2 separate regions of the Homo sapiens genome follow, and region 1 is linked to region 2. Evidence: read pairs that join two places in POLR2A ChIA-PET (ENCODE). Cell type or tissue: B cell. All regions are shown on one strand. Each heading gives the region's core, and the rest is flanking DNA. Links, peaks and the distances in the headings are about the cores only.

The links. ChIA-PET counts read pairs that join two places held together with the same protein. Peaks named below come from ENCODE experiments on the same cell type or tissue, not always from the same donor. Only the 100,000 strongest peaks of a DNase experiment are listed, where the experiment ranks them.
Region 1: POLR2A ChIA-PET joins it to region 2 with 6 read pairs; 1 of 35 experiments calls an interaction of 5 or more read pairs at or near these places.

What each region holds. Positions count from the first base shown.
Region 1 is chr11:121,306,298-121,314,635 of GRCh38, reverse strand. It overlaps SC5D (sterol-C5-desaturase), which reads right to left. Exons shown (of 5, transcript NM_006918.5): 4 at 8,150-8,250; 5 at 1,226-7,579. The coding sequence ends at 7,124. Among named protein-coding and RNA genes, the nearest start is that of SC5D, 18 kb to the right of the region's middle. In B cell, for the core only: no CTCF peak of the experiment used is centred there; a DNase peak (open chromatin) is centred at 4,715; H3K4me3 peaks cover 399 bases; H3K27ac peaks cover 1,586 bases.
Region 2 is chr11:122,671,327-122,679,664 of GRCh38, reverse strand. All of the region lies in intron 1 of UBASH3B (ubiquitin associated and SH3 domain containing B), which reads right to left. Among named protein-coding and RNA genes, the nearest start is that of UBASH3B, 20 kb to the right of the region's middle. RefSeq lists an enhancer at 8,021-8,338. In B cell, for the core only: no CTCF peak of the experiment used is centred there; a DNase peak (open chromatin) is centred at 4,213; H3K27me3 peaks cover 449 bases.

The sequences.
Region 1 (8,338 bases), core at 132-8,131, 1.4 Mb after region 2:
GGGCGCAGTGGCTCACGCCTGTAATCCCAGCACTTTGGGAGGCTGAGGTGGGAGAATTGCTTGAGTCCTGGAGTTCAAGACCAACCCTGGCAACATAGTGAGAACTCATCTCTACAAAACAAACAAACAAACAAAAATAGCTGGGTGTGCTGGCACGTGCCTGTAGTCCCAGCTATTTGGGAGGCTGAGGAGGGAGGATTGTTTGAGCCCGGGAGGTTGAGGCTGTAATGAGCTGTGGTCAAACCACTGTACTCCAGCCTGGATGACAGAGTGAGACCCTGTCTCAAAAAAAAAAAAAAAAAAAAAAAAAAAAAAAAAAATCAATAAAATTAATTTCATCTCAGACTAATCAAGAAAAAGAGCAAACACAAATCATCAATATCAGGAATTAGATAGGAAATATAACTACTGATCCTATAGGCATTAAAAGGGAAATAGGGAATGTTACAACTTTATGGCAAAAAAATTTTATTACTTAAATGTAGTAAACAATTTCTTGAAAAATAATGTATCAGAATTGAGAAAGGAAGAGAGGAAAACATGAAGTCTTTATCTTCTAAGAAATGAACTCATTATCAAAAACCTTGTCACAAAGGAAATTCCAGGCTTGCTTTGGGATTGGCAAAGATTTCTTAGGTTGGACAGAAAATGCAATAGTTATGAAAGATAAAAATTGATAAAGTGGTCTGAATAAAAATTAAACATTTTTTCCTTATCAAAAGATAGTAAGGAAATGAAAAGACAAGCTAAATTGGAGTAAATATTGGTAATACATACATCTAACAAAGAATTTTTGTCAATATATACAAAATCTTATAAGTCAATAACACCAAAACAACCTAATTTTTAAAATGGCCAAAGATTTAAACAGATACTTTACAAAAGATATAAAAAGTTTGAAAAAGAAAAAAAAAAAAAGCAGGAGAAAAGGTGCTTAACATCATTAGTCACAGGAAAATGCAAATTAAGCCACAGTGGGACACTACCTCACACCCACTAGAATGGTTACAAATAAGGACTGACGATACTAAGTGTTAGTGAACATGCGGGAAAAATGGAATTCTCATCATTGGGAGCAGGAGGGTAAAATGGTACAACCCTTTGGAAAATAGTTTCACAGTGTTTTATAAAATTAAACGTATACATATATATCTCTTCCCTATGACCCAGCAAATCTAATAGATATTTACCAACGAGAAATAACAACATATAGCCACACAAAGACTTGTATACAAATGTTTGTAGCAACTTTATTCATAATAATCCCACGCTGGAAATAACACAAATATTCATCAGCAAATACATAAACCAACTGTGGTATATTACAATGAAATACTATTCAGCAATGAAAACAAAAAGCTACAGACACAGGCAACAGCAAATATCTCTAAACATGTTAAGCTAAAGAAACTAAACACAAGAGTATATACTATCTGATTTAATTTATATGAAATTCTAAATCAGGGAAGAAAACTAACCTTCCAGTAACAGAAGGTGGATCAGTGGTGACCTAGGGCTGGGGAGAATGACTGCAAACGGAGAGGAAATTTATTCTGGTAAGAAAATGTTCTTTACTTTGATTGGGGGTGGTGGTTACATGGGTGTACACGTTCATCAAAGATCATTGAACTCTACAGTAAAAATGGCTACACTTAATTATAGTAAATTATAATTTCATTAAGTTGATCAGAAAGAAAAAACGTCCCAATGAAGCGACAGACAAAAGTCACCACACCAGTGTCTGTCTTAATATTTGAATATGCACTAAATTTCTAGGTTTCTATTTGTTTCATACCACATGTCAGGGGGGCAAGTTTACATCTAAATAAATGGCTTAATGAGTTAAATTATAATAGAGGAAGATATTTTTATATATATATACTTTTTTATTTTTAGAGATAGGGTCTTGCTCTGTCACCCAGCGTGGAGTGCAGTAGTGCAATTATAGCTCATTGCAGCCTAAAAGAGGAAGATATAACAAAATTATTCAAGAAATGAATAAAAGCCTATGGTATGAGTGCTTTCCAACTGAGTGATTAACTTTTGATATGCTATTTTGTCTTTGTTTGAATCGTGAGTTGTGAAGTGTTTAGAAAAATCTGTCAAGTACACAAGTCTGCTTTTTTGGTAGTTGGATCAAAATATTAAATCTCTTATCAAATGTTTAAGAAAATGTGATTAATAAAATATGTAAATGGTATTAAATGTTCAGGATAATTGGAATTTACAAATTGTTAAAGAAATGGGAATGTAATTTCTCATTTTTATCAAATTTACTGTTCTTATATCTTCAAGTTGAGCTTAGAGATTTAAAAATGCTGTATTTTAAATGTATTTTAATAAAGCAAATATTAAAACAAGTATTTATAAGTATTTTTCTTCCCATACCAAAAGCCTGCTTTGACAGTAAAGCTTGTTGACACATGGTTCAAACACTTCCTTCCTGCCTTTAAAAAATTTATTCTGCTTTTCAAGGAAGGTATGTTTCTATTTTATCTACAAACCTTGTAGACTGGCCTTATGGTTTTAGCAATATAAAAACACACAAAGTGATGCATTTTTTAAATGAAATTATTTAACAACACAATGTATTTTACCACTCTTACAAAGATAACTTACAGTAAATAATGTTAACGATGTTAGTTTTACTTATACGATTTTTCTGTGTACCCTCTATCTCTACTTCACCTCAATGTCTTTCACCCTCCAATTTTAAGGTGAAAATATCTAGGCTTCTGCCCTCTGCAACTGATTTCTATTGAGGGCCTATGGAGGTAAAATGACAATAATCATTGAATCTAGAAAGAAAAAGCATCAAGCACAATTTACATGAACAATAGTTTCAGTTGACATTTAACTGAATGCTTCTAACTTATTTAATCTTATTAGATAGGCAGTGTTTTAATCAATTTACAGATGGAGAAACCAGGGATGGTGCAACTTGCAAGTGGCAGAGCCCTGTTTATCTCCAAAGTTCCTGTTCCTCTGAGATGAAGTTATAGATTAACCTAAGTTTGTCCTTTCTTGATGTAACCAACTAATATCTTTGAGGATCTTTTTTCTTTTACCCAGAGTGCTGTGTTAAGTGCTGAGTATACAGATTCATTCAACCCTCTAACCAGTCCTTGTAGTACTGATTCATCTGTGGTCAAAATCTGGGGTACTGGTGGGTTTTGTTTCCAAAGGGTTATGACTTTGAGTGACTAAAAAAAGATAGTTTATCCTTGATGTAGGGACCATCTTTGATTTCTCATTACTTCCCCTTTTGACCCCTCCAAAGCACTTAGCAAATGTCAGCTAATGAATAAATGATAAAAAAATGGTTGGCCAAAAAGACAGCATCAGAAGAGAATTTTTACCTAGTGCAGTGCTTAGCACCTATCAGGGATTTATTAAACATATATGGAAGAGAATGACATTTCTGCCATTTTATTAATAAATTCAACAAAGTATTTATTGAACTTTAACCATGGCTTGGGCATTTGTTAAGGATGAGTGGTTTAATACAATGATGATTCAGACACGGTCTCTACTTCCAAGGAATCTGGCATCTCAAATAGGTAAGACACACATAAAAGTAATAGGTGATAGCAGTAAGTGCTGAAATAAGACTGTCATTCAAGTGTTGTGAATTTGAAGAAGTTGGGAAGATCAGGAATGCAAATTTCTTCCCCCTTGTCTTAGTCCATTTGTACTGCCTTAACAAAGTATCTTCAACTGGGTAATCTATAAATAATAGAAATTTATTTTCTTACAGCTCTGGAGGCTGGGAAGTCACGGTTAAGCACCAGTTGGTTTGGTGTCTGCTGAGTCCCCAGTTGCTGCTTTCAAGATGGTACCTTGTTGCTGGGTCCTCACGTTAGAAGGGACAGAAGGGGCTGGGCATGGTGGCTCACACCTATAATCCCAGCACTTTGGGAGGCCGAGGCAGGCAGATCATGAGGTCAGGAGATCAAGACCATCCTGGCTAACACGGTGAAACCCCATCTCTACTAAAAATATAAAAAATTAGCCGGGCGTGGTGGTGGCGGGCACCTGTAGTCCCAGCTACTCGGGAGGCTGAGGCAGGAGAATGGCGTGAACCCGGGAGGTGGAGCTTGCAGTGAACCAAGATCACGCCACTGCACTCCAGCCTGGGGCAACAGAGCAAGACTCCATCTCAAAAAAAAAAAAAAAAAAAGGGACAGGAGACAGAAGGGCTGAACAGCTGCCTCACACCTCTTTTTAAGTCATTAATCCCAGAGCCCTCATGACTTAATCACTTCCTCAAGGCCCCACCTCTACATACTATCTCACTGGCAAATACATTTCCACATTTGAATTTTGGAGGACACATTCAGACCACTGCACCCCTCAAGTTGGTTAGTGTCTTTGAATATCTTTTTTCATGCTGTGACAATCTCATGGTTTCAAACTTTTCTTCTATCTGTGTTAATCCCAAATATCTTTGTTCTCAGTCATCTCCCTAGTTTCCATCTTTCTCCCAGACCTCCTCTCTACATAAATAACCTGCATGCACTGTAAAATCCATGTATCAAAAAACTGAACTTGTGTAATTCTCTTCCAAATCTGTCCCCAGCTTCTAGAAGATGGGAGGAAAACATGATACAAGGGTATAAGGAAATTCACTCAGTACTGCAGAGACAGCATGGAAGACAAAGACTCAGTCTCTGTGTTTCTGAAAGGTCTTCTCGAACCATATCCACCCACTTCTCAATTTCTACCACAAAAGTAGAAAACGTAACCTTGATTTTCACTTTCTGTCCTGTAACTATAAAAGTCATCTGTAGAAGGTAATTTGGGTCCTCACTTCCATAAATATTCTCTGACTTCCTCTAATAGAAAGTAGGAGAATGTGGCAGTACTGTATATTACAATGTTAGGACTACTTAACATAACGCTGCTTTAAAAGACCAGAATTTGAGACGGGTGAAAGGGCAGGGGCAAGTTTGATTATTCCTAACATCTATGAGGAAGCCTCTGTCTTCCCCATAGGAAGCTGTCCTTTCTTCTCTATTAGTTATATAGGAATAAGAATCTAGAGGAAGCTTTAAACATTCATATTGGAGTTAAGAATTAAAGACACTGAGATGATTAGTGTGTGGATAACCTGAAATACTTTATGGCTCATTCACCATTTCAACATCAACAAGAGGAGAACACCACAAATACGGCAAACTGTCTAGCTGCTCAAGAAAATGGTGCCCCCTTCCTCCCAGGCACACAGCTGGACACATTTCCCAAAATCTCTCTAGGTGGGCCATGTGACGGAGTTCTGTCCAAAGGAACATGGGCGGAAGAGATATGCACCACTTCCAGGCCTGACCCAGAAACATTTTCCACACAGACTTTTCCTTCTTTTCCTATGTGCTCTTTCAACAAAGAGGGCTCTATGGACTGAGAGAAAGGCAGAGCCCCAAGAGGAAGGAGCCTGGGTCGCAGAAAGACTAGGTGGAAAGCTGTCCACTGACCACAAACATCCACATGGGACATCATATGAGAGAGAAATAAACCTGGGAATAGTTACTTAACTTCTTTGGGTCCTAGTCTCTGGGCAAAGAGGAAAAGCTCAATAAATATCAGCTGACATTATATTAGGAAATAAAGTTTACTTCTCCTTAATTTCTTTTTCTTAGGCAAGGCGGAGCACCGGGGGTGAGTGGGATTGGTGAAAAGCACTAAATGACATTTGCCTATTACAAAATGCTAATTGGTACATTTAAATAAGATGACATTGTGACAATAACTCACAGATTAAAGACATTTTCTTCTGGATCCCAGACATTAGATTTTAAGACTGATTTCTTGCTAAAAACACTCAAATCTAGTTAAAATGTGAAATATAAACAGAATGTGGTACCCACTTCTTTCCCCCTGTGACACTGAGTGTCCGGGGATGTTCTAAAACACAATTAACAATCCACATCATTTCTGTGGCTTCAAATTGGCACAAAATCTGTACAAAGAATACTTTGTGCTGCTATAATACTCAACTGATACAGTTTAATTATGATCAACTTTTATTGATTTTACATAAATAGCTTATAGAATGCCTTTACAAACTATGTTTTTGCAATATATTTGTTACAACACACATTTCCTTATGAATGTATTTGTTAAATCTTTTTGCAGAGGAAGTAGGGAAAAGTGAGGGGAGAAGAGGAGGAATAAGATTTTAGAACTAATCGTCAGCAATGGGCCTAGGTATTTGGCAATTATTTCCTTTACAAAAAAATTACAGGTTTGTAACTTCAAACATCAAAAGTGTAGTGCATCAATTTAACTAAAAAATCAGTAGTGCCTAATATATTATCTGGGCATCAAATTTCTTTTTTTAAATATATCCAGATTCACATATTTTTACTCTTATTAAATAATGGTTTTAAATAATAATCATCACAATGTTTAGCTACATAATCCCAGATCTGGATTAAATCATGGTGATATCGATATTTTTAAATTCCAATTTATTTGTTAATCAGTAAAATGTAATAGGTGATAGTGTGTCCAGAGAATGAGCCTCCTATGTGTAGGAAGACGATAGTCTTATTACACCTGCTATCAATTAGGTCATTTACATAGCTGCTAATGTATCAGAATTTTTTTCCACACTGATGTAGTACTTTATTCAAGTCAAAACAAGTTATCATTATCATACCAACGTTGAAGAATTAACCATTCCTGAAACAAGAAACAATCTTTACATTAGTATTTCTTGGTTATGGTGCTTAGTCTTGGTATTATTAAGCACAATGATTCTTAATAAACATGGGTGGATGAAGGCAAATGCATATAGCCTAGTCCCCTCAATAATTTATTCTCCATCTTATTTAAAATTGTTGTTGAGGCTATACAAACTACAGATCTGCTGCTAGAAAGATACAAGTTGTCCCCCGAACAACATCTGGCATTTTAAGCATAAGATTAAAGTCCTGGTGTTCACAGCATCTTCTTCTGACCTACCACTAGGATCATTCCTCAGCAGTGCCCACGATGCTGATTTCCAAATGATACCATTTACTATGTATCTTGACTGTATGGATATTATTTTTTCCTTATTAAAAAAAAGAAATACGATGATATTTCCTTCTTTGTCCTTACTTAAGAATAACTGGGCAATAATCTATTCAGTCTTTGTAAACTCTCCATTGAATAATTTTTCATTCTTACAGCCATTTCCTGAATGGCTGCTGCGCTTTCCCTCTGTCATCTCCTTCACATAACTGAGCGGTCCCTTCCCCTCAAAGGATGAAGGATTTTTGAATGAGCCGCCAATCCTATCCCACAAAGTGAAATATTGTCCATAATTATAGTCAAAGAACATATGGTGGTCTGTATGATGAGCTGAGCCATTAATAAATGGCTGTAAGATTTGGGGGACACGAAAATCACCGTCATGAATGGAAATTGTCCAGATATTAACCAAGATGTACAGACTTAAATAAACCACCTTGTGTAATGGAAAGATAAAAGGGTATATATGGTAAGGTAGACTCTGAAGAAAGCCATCAATAGGGTGAAAAGCATGACTTGCAAATGGAGTAGGAATCTTCCAAATATGGTGAGGTTTATGTAGGCGCTGCAGGAGAAAAGGACACAATTAGCACTGCAAACTTTACCCCGTGCAACATTCAACTTAGCTTCTCACACTCATGTTGGAAACAACCTAACAAATCCTGTAGAGATCAGCAAAATTATTTATTCTATAAAATGTCCTTCTTCGCCCTAAAACAGTATAATTTTATATGGATTTATGAGTACAAGTGCAGTGGTGTTCCATGGATATACTGCACAGTGGTGAAGTCTGGCTTTTAGTGTACCTAGCACCTGAAGAGTGCACATTGTACCCAATAGGGAGCGTCTCATCCCTCACTCCTCTCCCATCCTCCCACCTTCTGGAGTCTCTAATGTCTATTGTTCCCTCTGTAAGTCCATGTGTACCTGTTACCGGAACAGACGAATTTTAAGACAGCCCCTTAGACCCATAAAGAAGAATATGAACAAAATGCACCCTGTACCTGTTATGATTATGGCTACTTAGACATTTAATATGGGTAGAGGAAATTCTTGGAAATAGAGAACAGAATTTATAATCATACATTGCTGAAATGTGTAACCTTTTTTCTCTTTTCACCACAAATGACTTTACCTTATATACCAGTCTATGATGAAGGCCTCTGTGAATCCAGTAGATGAACATGTCAGTGAAAAAGAGGAAAGATATTATACTAACGACAAGTTCAAACAATCCTAGAAAAGAAAACGGGAAACAGAAGAATCAAAACTCAGCTCCTGGGATTAGAGTTCACTTTTCACATGTCCATCTGAGTGCAAAATG
Region 2 (8,338 bases), core at 261-8,260:
CATGGAGACCATATGGTCGGCCAAGCCTGAAATATTTACTCTCTGGCCCTCTACAGAGTTTGCTGGTCCTTGCTAGAGATCAAGGTGTCCCAGACTTCAGTGTACATACCAATCACCTAAGGATCTTATTAAAGTGGAGATTCTAACGTAGTGGGTTTGAGGTAGAGCTGAGATTCTATGTTTCTAACAAGCTCCTGGTTGGTACCAAAAGGGCTGGTCTGAGGACCACATTTTGAGTGGCGAGGCTATGCTCTCTCAGACAAATCTGGTTACATCGTGAACTTGCTCACCATCCTTTGGTGCCTTTCCGGGGCCTTCAAAATAAACTGAGACTCCCTAGTACCATGCAATTGTCGCCAGCTTCTCCAGCTCCTCTGCCCCCAAATACACTGCGTTGGTGCACCAGGATTTCTCATCCATCGTGCCTATGCACGCACTGACCTCTTCACCTACACTATCCCCTCCTCGCCCCACCCCTTCACCCTCAACATGTCCAGTTGCCCAACTCCCTGTCTTCCCAACCTCAGCTCCAGTGGCACCTCCTTAGAGTGGATCCTTCCTGGATCCTGTGAGTCTTGTGCTTTCTGGGCTACGTGGCTTTTAGTCAGGTCTCTTAGTACCTCGTGTACCTCTTCACAGCCTGAATTACATGGTTATGACACTACGGCTCTTAAACACAGAGGCATCCTTGTTTATTCCTGCATATCCAGCAGCCAAGCACAGTTCTTGGTACATCATGGGGTATAATGAGTGTTATTTGGGATGGCACAAATGAATTACCCAGGATTATGCAGCAAATCAGGCGAAACGCTGGGACTAGAGCCCACACTTTCTAAATCCTGGTACGCGGTTCCTTTGCTCTAAGCTATGCCTCATAAGTGGATACTCATTCTCCTGACTGATGGAGGAATTTGTTCCACAGCATTCCAAACTCTGAATGGTCTGAAACTCTTAAGAGATTTTGGGAATGGCAGCCCCTCCCCATGACTGACTATTTTGTGGAGCACAAGGGTCAATCAGCTCCTGAAAACACACCTTTCAGCCTCTGGGCAGTGGGTCCTGGGATGATGGTGGCAGTGCCTGCTGGACCATCACATATACTAGTGAGTCATGTGGAAGTGATCCCAAGTGGTTAGTGAGAGACCTAGGAAAGAGATTTAGCCTTCACCATCTTCACTCCTAGAGGCTGCAGGCATTTCCCTTCTCACTTCTTATGGTTTCTATTTTCTTATTGGACATCTGGACTCAAAGGAACATGGGTCAGCCAGACAGATCTAGGCTGAGTGCAGCCACAATGGAAAGAAGGGCAGAGAGGATGGTCCCCATTGTGACCCCTGCTAGCTGACAGGGCTGTGGCAGGATGGAGTAGGGTCCCACCTGGCCTCAAATTCCCACCATTCAGTCACATAGGTATTCTCTCCAGGTCACTGATGGCTGATATGAACTGAACTGAATTGTTTCCTCTTAAAATTCATATATTGAAGCCCTAACCTTTAATATGATGGTATTTGAAGATGGGGCCTTTGGGAGGTAATTAGGGTTAGACAAGTTCATGGGAGGAATTCTAATGATGAGATTAGTGCCCTTGGCTCATGCCTATAATCCTAGCACATTGGAAAGCCTCAGCAGGCACATCACCTGAGGTCAGGAGTTTGAGACCAGCCTTGCCAACATGGCAAAATCCCATCTCTACTAAAAATACAAAAACTAGCTGGGCATGGAGGTGGGAGCTGGGTGTGGTGGTGGGCACCTGTAATCCCAGCTACTCAGGAGGCTGAGGCCGGAGAATTGCTTGAATCTGGGAGGCAGAGGTTGTGGTGAGCCAAGATTCTGCCACTGCACTCCAGCCTGGGCAACAGAGTAAGACTCTGCCTCAAAAGCAATAGTACCCTTATAAGAGCCTTTTTTTTTTCGAGAGGGAGTTTTGCTCCTCTTGCCCATGCTGGAGTGCAATGGCACCATCTCAGCTAGCACAGGGTATACAAAATAATAAATGTTAATAAAAGGTTATTAAAGAGATGAATGAATGGAGTGCTTATTATGTACCAGGCACCATGCAAAGGGCTAGGGAAAGATAAAAGACTAAGATACTATCTCTCCAAGGAGTCACAGTCTAGTCTGGGAAACTGACATAAGCTGACTTTGATGATGTGATAATGGTAAGTGCTCCACCAGAGGCACGGCATCAGGTACGTACAATGTTCCAGGGCAGCACAGACGCACATAAACACATTCTGCCTCGAGATGGGAATGTAGTATATAGGAGTTAGGAATGGATAATGCAACCTGAGAAATTTTCTCAAAGGAGAGAATATTTGAAAAGAACGTACAGTACTCCCTTGGTATCCATAGGGGAATGATTCCAGGACCTCCCTCAGATATCGAAATCCTCAAGTCCTTGATATAAAATGGTGCAGTATTTGCATATAACCCATGCACACCCTCCTGTGTACTTTAAATCATCTCTGGGTTACTTATAATACCGATTACAACATAGAAGCTATGTAAATAGTTGTTATACTGTATTGTTCAGGAAATAATGGCAGGAAAAAATTCTGTTCATGTTCAGTACACATGCAATTTTTCCCCCCAATATTTTTGATTTGCAATTGGTTGAAACAACAAATTCAAAACCTATGGACATGGAGGGCCGACTGTATAACATTTCATCTAAGAGAAAAATGTACCCAGGATGAAGTTATCCATGGATTCATCAACAAACATAAGCAAGACCCAGAGGTGTTGAAAATGCAAGGGCTTGAGTGATAAAGGCGGCTTTCATAAAGGTGGCTGAGTCACACAGAAGAGCCTGGGGGCGGGAGGCAAAGGTGAGCAGGAAGGGCCAGAAGGTGACAGTGATGCCAGGAAATACAGAAGGGAGCCTGAGGGGAAGACAGGGAGACAACAGTTCAATAATGCAGGGATGCTGGAATGTCGCTATTTAGAATTTTTTTTTAGACAGGGTCTGGCTCTGTCACTCAGGCTGGAGTACAGTGGCACATTCTTGGCTCACTGCAACCTCCATCTCCTGGGCTCAAGCAATCCTCCCACCTCAGCCAGTGTAACTGAGACTACGGGCCTGTGCCACCATGCCCAACTAGTTTTTGTATATATTATTTTTTTGAGATGGAGTTTTGCTCTTGTTGCCCAGGTTGGAGTGCACTGGCGCAATCTCGGCTCACTGCAACCTCTGCCTCCCAGGTTTTCAAGCGATTCTCCTGCCTTAGCCTCTTGAGTAACTGGGATTACAGGCACCTGCCACCACGTCCAGCTAATTTTTGTATTTTTAGTACAGACACGTTTTACCATGTTGGCCAGGCTGGTCTTGAACTCCTGACGTCAGGTAAACCACCTGCCTCGGCCTCCCAAAGTGCTGGGATTACAGCTGTGAGTCATCCTGCCCAGCCAGTTGTTGTATTTTTTTAGTAAAGACGGGGTTTCTCCTTGTTGCCCAGGCTGGTCTCGAACTCCTGGGCTCAAAGCGATCCTCTTGCCTCAGCCTCTCAAAGTGTTGGGATTACAGGCCTGAGCCACCACACCCAGCCAAAAATTTTTTTAATGAAATCTTACAAGGGCTGTTAGGGTGAGGTGGGAGAGCTGAGGGGTCTAAAGCCAGATAAACTTCAGTGCATTGGCACAGTCACTTCTGAGTGGGATAAATCCTTTAATGTATCTGTCTTGCTTTTCTCATTTGTAAAATGGAAGTACTGCTTACTACTTTCCTCAGGATTGGGAAAAGAGTAAAATTACACATAGTAGGTTCAGAACAAATGTAAGCTCTCACTCTCTCTCTATTTAATTGTAAAGAAGTTCCAAATACCCTGCAGTTCCAAGATGGTCCGCTGCAAACTGGAGGAAAATGGGCTCTGCCTTCAGCAGGTGCCTCCTTGTTTTGTGATTATCTACTGTGTATGCGTCTATCTCCTTCCTACTCTCAGGAATTCACTGGGGCCAGGATTACATCCTGTTTATCTCTGGGGGCCATGGACCCCAGTGCTTGGCTCATCAGAGGTGCTCCTTGCAGCTTTGAAGAACTAAATTGCACAGATGGGCAAAGCAGACATAAACTGTCTTACCCAAAGTCACAGGACAGAACAGCGGCTGAGCTAGTTCTAGAACTTTGACCTCACAGTCCATTGATTTCATGATGCCACATGGTCTCAGACCAAACAGAACAAAGACTCTGATCTCATCCAGTGACATATCAATTCCTCTCCAAATCCCCACCAAATGGGAACTGCCACAGAACGCTGAGCATCCGCGTCACCTTTCTCTTTCTCAGAACAGCATCCACACTTTCACACGGAGGAACAGAACCAACACTCAAAACAACTCTTAAAACACTTTCCTGCAATGTGGTCTCTAAACACAGGAAACAGCAGCTGGCTGCATTGCCAGTAATGCTTATTTGCCAGTCAGGGTGCTAGAGCTCTGTGTGCAAGTTTAAAGCTGTGATCCAGGAACAAAAATAAACCAGCAAAGCAGAAACCGAGGCACCATAAACACGGGTCTAATAAAAGGTTTTTGGAGCCAGGAAAACTTGGGTTAGGGACCCAGCTCTGCCACTTAATCATGGTGCATGTTTAATAAACTCAGTTTCCTCATCTGTAAAATGGGTTTATTAATACTAACTGCAGGCCAGGCACGGTGGCTTATGCCTGTAATCCCAGTACTTTGGGAGACGAAGGTGGGTGGATCACCAGAGGTGAGGAGTTCGAGACCAGCCTGGCCAACATGGTGAAACCCTGTCTCTACAAAAAATACGAAAATTAGCCGGGTATGATGGTGCACGCCTGTAATCCCAGCTCCTCAGGAGGCTGAGACAGGAGAATCGCTTGAACCCAAAAGGCGGAGGTTGCAGTGAGCTGCGATTGTGCCACTGCACTCCAGCCTGGGCCTCAGAGCGAGACTCCGCCTCAAAAAAAAAAAAAAAAAAAAAACTAACTGCAGAGCTTTGCTGTGCTGAGTAAGAAGACAATGTTTGGGCTGGGCGCGGTGGCTCATGCCTATAATCCCAGTACTTTGGGATGCCGAGGAGGGCAGATCACGAGGTCAGGAGATCAAGACCGTCCTGGCTAACATGGTGAAACCCTGTCTCTACTAAAAATGCAAAAAAATTAGCCGGGTGTGGTGGCGGGCGCCTGTAGTCCCAGGTACTGGGGAGGCTGAGGCAGGAGAATGGCGTGAACCGGGGAGGCGGAGCTTGCAGTGAACTGAGATCGCGCCGCTGCACTCCAGCCTCAGCAACAGAGCTAGACTCCGTCTCAAAAAAAAAAAAAAAAAAAGACAGACAATGTTTGTAAGGTGCCATGGCTTATGATTGGCACATAAGAGATGACTGAATGGTATTTACCTCCAACAGCTTTGAGAATCTAATATGAATTCACTTGACAAAATCCAGCTCTTCAGAGGAACGAGGGGCCCCAACTCGAGTTATTTTCACTAGCTCTTTCATGATTCCATAGCACCGTTTACATCTCTGTGTTTGTGGGCACTTAGCAGACTGCTGTATACTTATTTGGTTTTCTTTTTTTATTTTGATATAATTTAATTTTTATTTTTGTTTTCCCTACTAGACTGGGAGCACCAAGGTGGCAGCTCATTCTCTAGCCATATCTGTTTCTTTTGATACTAGCAGAGCACACACTTAATAAATGTGTGTGGGAAAAACAACAACACAGCCCTATTAACAGGAAATTAGTGGAAGAAAAAGAGGCATCCTGAACCCTAGATATGCAGCTCTAAAAAGATACTCTAATATTCTGGCAGGAGTCCAGCAGTAAGCTGAGAAAGGCTGAAGAAATTTGAGAGTACTTCCTTCTTCATCATGATCTTCTTTTTCTTTTAAAGTAGAAAATCCCCTCTGCAGAAAGAGCAATTCCAGAGCAAAGAGGACCAAACAAGGAGATAGGATTGGACTCTTTAGCAAAAAAATATGCATTCTCTCCATCATCAGAAATTGCAGTGACAATAGAAAGAGCGCCAGGCCTTCTGGAACTTTTTTAAGTGACGGAGTCTCACTCTGTCGCCCAGGCTGGAGTGCAGTGGAGCCATCTCGGCTCACTGCAAGCTCTGCCTCCCGGGTTCACGCCATTCTCCTGCCTCAGCCTCCCGAGTAGCTGGGACTACAGGCGCCCGCCACCATGCCTAGCTAATTTTTATTTTTATTTTTGTATTTTTAGTAGAGACGGGGTTTCACCGTGTTAGCCAGGATGGTCTCGATCTCCTGACCTTGTGATCTGCCCGCCTCAGCCTCCCAAAGTGCTAGGATTACAGGCGTGAGCCACCGCGCCCAGCCCTGGAACTTTCTATGGTAAGGAGTTAAAGGTTGGCTAAGGCTATTCCTTTTACTGCTGAAAACTTCAGCCTCCTAACTTACAAATTCAAATCCTCCTGAGTCTCAAGGGCCTGCATCCCCAGCTCAACAGTTCCTTTTCTTCCTCCTAAGGTGGCTGTTCTGCCCTGGCTTGGTTACACTGGACTTGCTTCCCATCTCCTTTGCTGAGGCCTCTCTCAGCAGTAATCCCTTCCCAAAATGCTGAGCACAACTCACTGTCACGTGCCCAGAGGCCAGACAGTGGCTGGCCAGTGAACGCTTGCCCAACCAGCGAATGCTGAGGGCTCATCTTTCCTAAGGCCATTGCTCAATTCCATCAGTTCATCACTGCACATCCCCTCAGCCCTGGGGTATGGATAATCCATCCCTAACCAACCTGAGAATCATGCCCATGAAAGCCGCTATCCAGAAGCTGATCCATAAAGGACACCCCTAGAGGCCATGTCCCTACTGCAGGCTGGCCCAGCCTGGTCCCCCAGGGACTTTAGGTATGCTCCTGACTCCAACACAGAATGCTTGGGTCCTTCTGAGGAGGCTAACCAGGAAGCTCTGCTGTGCTCACTCAGAACCAGAGAAAACTCTCGCTGAGGAGGTCGAGCATCTGTACGTGGGCCAATGGTTTCCAAAAGTTGTTTTTTCTTGTGAACTGAAATCTGACCCTGTCCCCAGCAATTATAACCACTCATTAAAGTTCACAAAATAGGCCGGGCACTGTGCCTCACGCCTGTAATCCCAGCACTTTGGGAGGCCGAAACAGGCAGATCACCTGAGGTCAGGAATTCGAGATCAGCCTGGCCAACATGGTGAAACCCCATCTCTACTAAAAACACAAAAAGTAGCTGGGTGTGGTGGTGTGCATCTGTGATCCCAGCTACATGGGAGGTTGAGGTTGAGGCAGAAGAATCGCTTGAATCCGGGAGGCAAAGGTTGCAGTGAGCCAAGATTGTACCACTGGACTCCAGCCTGGGTGACAGGGAGACTCCATCTCAAAAAAAAAAAAGTTCACAAAATAGGCATCCGTTTTTCAGTTGACAGCCCTTTCACTCTTAGAGGAGAGATACCCTCCATCCCTCTCCATCATACCACATTATGTTGAAGTCATCTGCTTGGGTCTGTCTTCTTCAAGAGGTTGAGGGCTCCTTGTGGTCAGGGTCTTATTCATGATTGTACCTTCAGAATGCGGCACAATTCCCAGGTGCCTGACACAAAGTCACTGCTCAGTAAACTTTTGTTGGACTAACAGGAGCCTGGTTCTGTCCTGCCTCAACATCTTCCTTATCTCTGCATGTCTTTTCCAGACTAAACATCGGTAGCCCTGCATGACCTGTTTCCCAGGACAACCCATTCTGGGGCAGCGGCTGGTGCCCCAGCATGCAGAAGATGGAAAAGGAACATTAAAAAACCAAACAACAAAAAACAAACCAAAAAAAACTTCACATACTGAGATTCCATCCTCCACATCCTTCGGAGCCAGCTGCACAGCAAACAGCAACCGTCTGTTTACTCAACACCCCCTGGGAGTCATCCCATTCGGAAGTCTTCACCAGTCACGCACAATGCAGGCCATCTCACCGAGGCGGTTTTCCTGGTGTCCCACCGCTCTTCCTCTGAGGCCCATCTCTCCTGCTCCACTGGTCTGTAAGGCTGGCAGCCACAGGCCGGAACAAGACAGCCCACTTGTGGCCTCCCTGCCAAGGCCTGATGGATAAAGTGATACCGGGAGATCTGTGGTGTCTGAGGCGGCCAGACAGCAAGGGGACACAGCTGTCTGTTCAGCCTTCCATTTGTGGGCCTGTGGTCTTACGTTTGGAGGAAGATAAGAACTTCAAATATTCTCCTCCAACCTGATGTAGAAAAGCTGCTGCAGATCTGAGGCCTGACGTCCCAGGAGGGTATCTTGATTGCTCAGTGGATCTTCAAGACCAGGTGCACACCACCATGCTGGCTAATTTTTATGCATTTTTTGTAGAGATGGGGTTTTGCCATGTTGCCTAGGCTAGT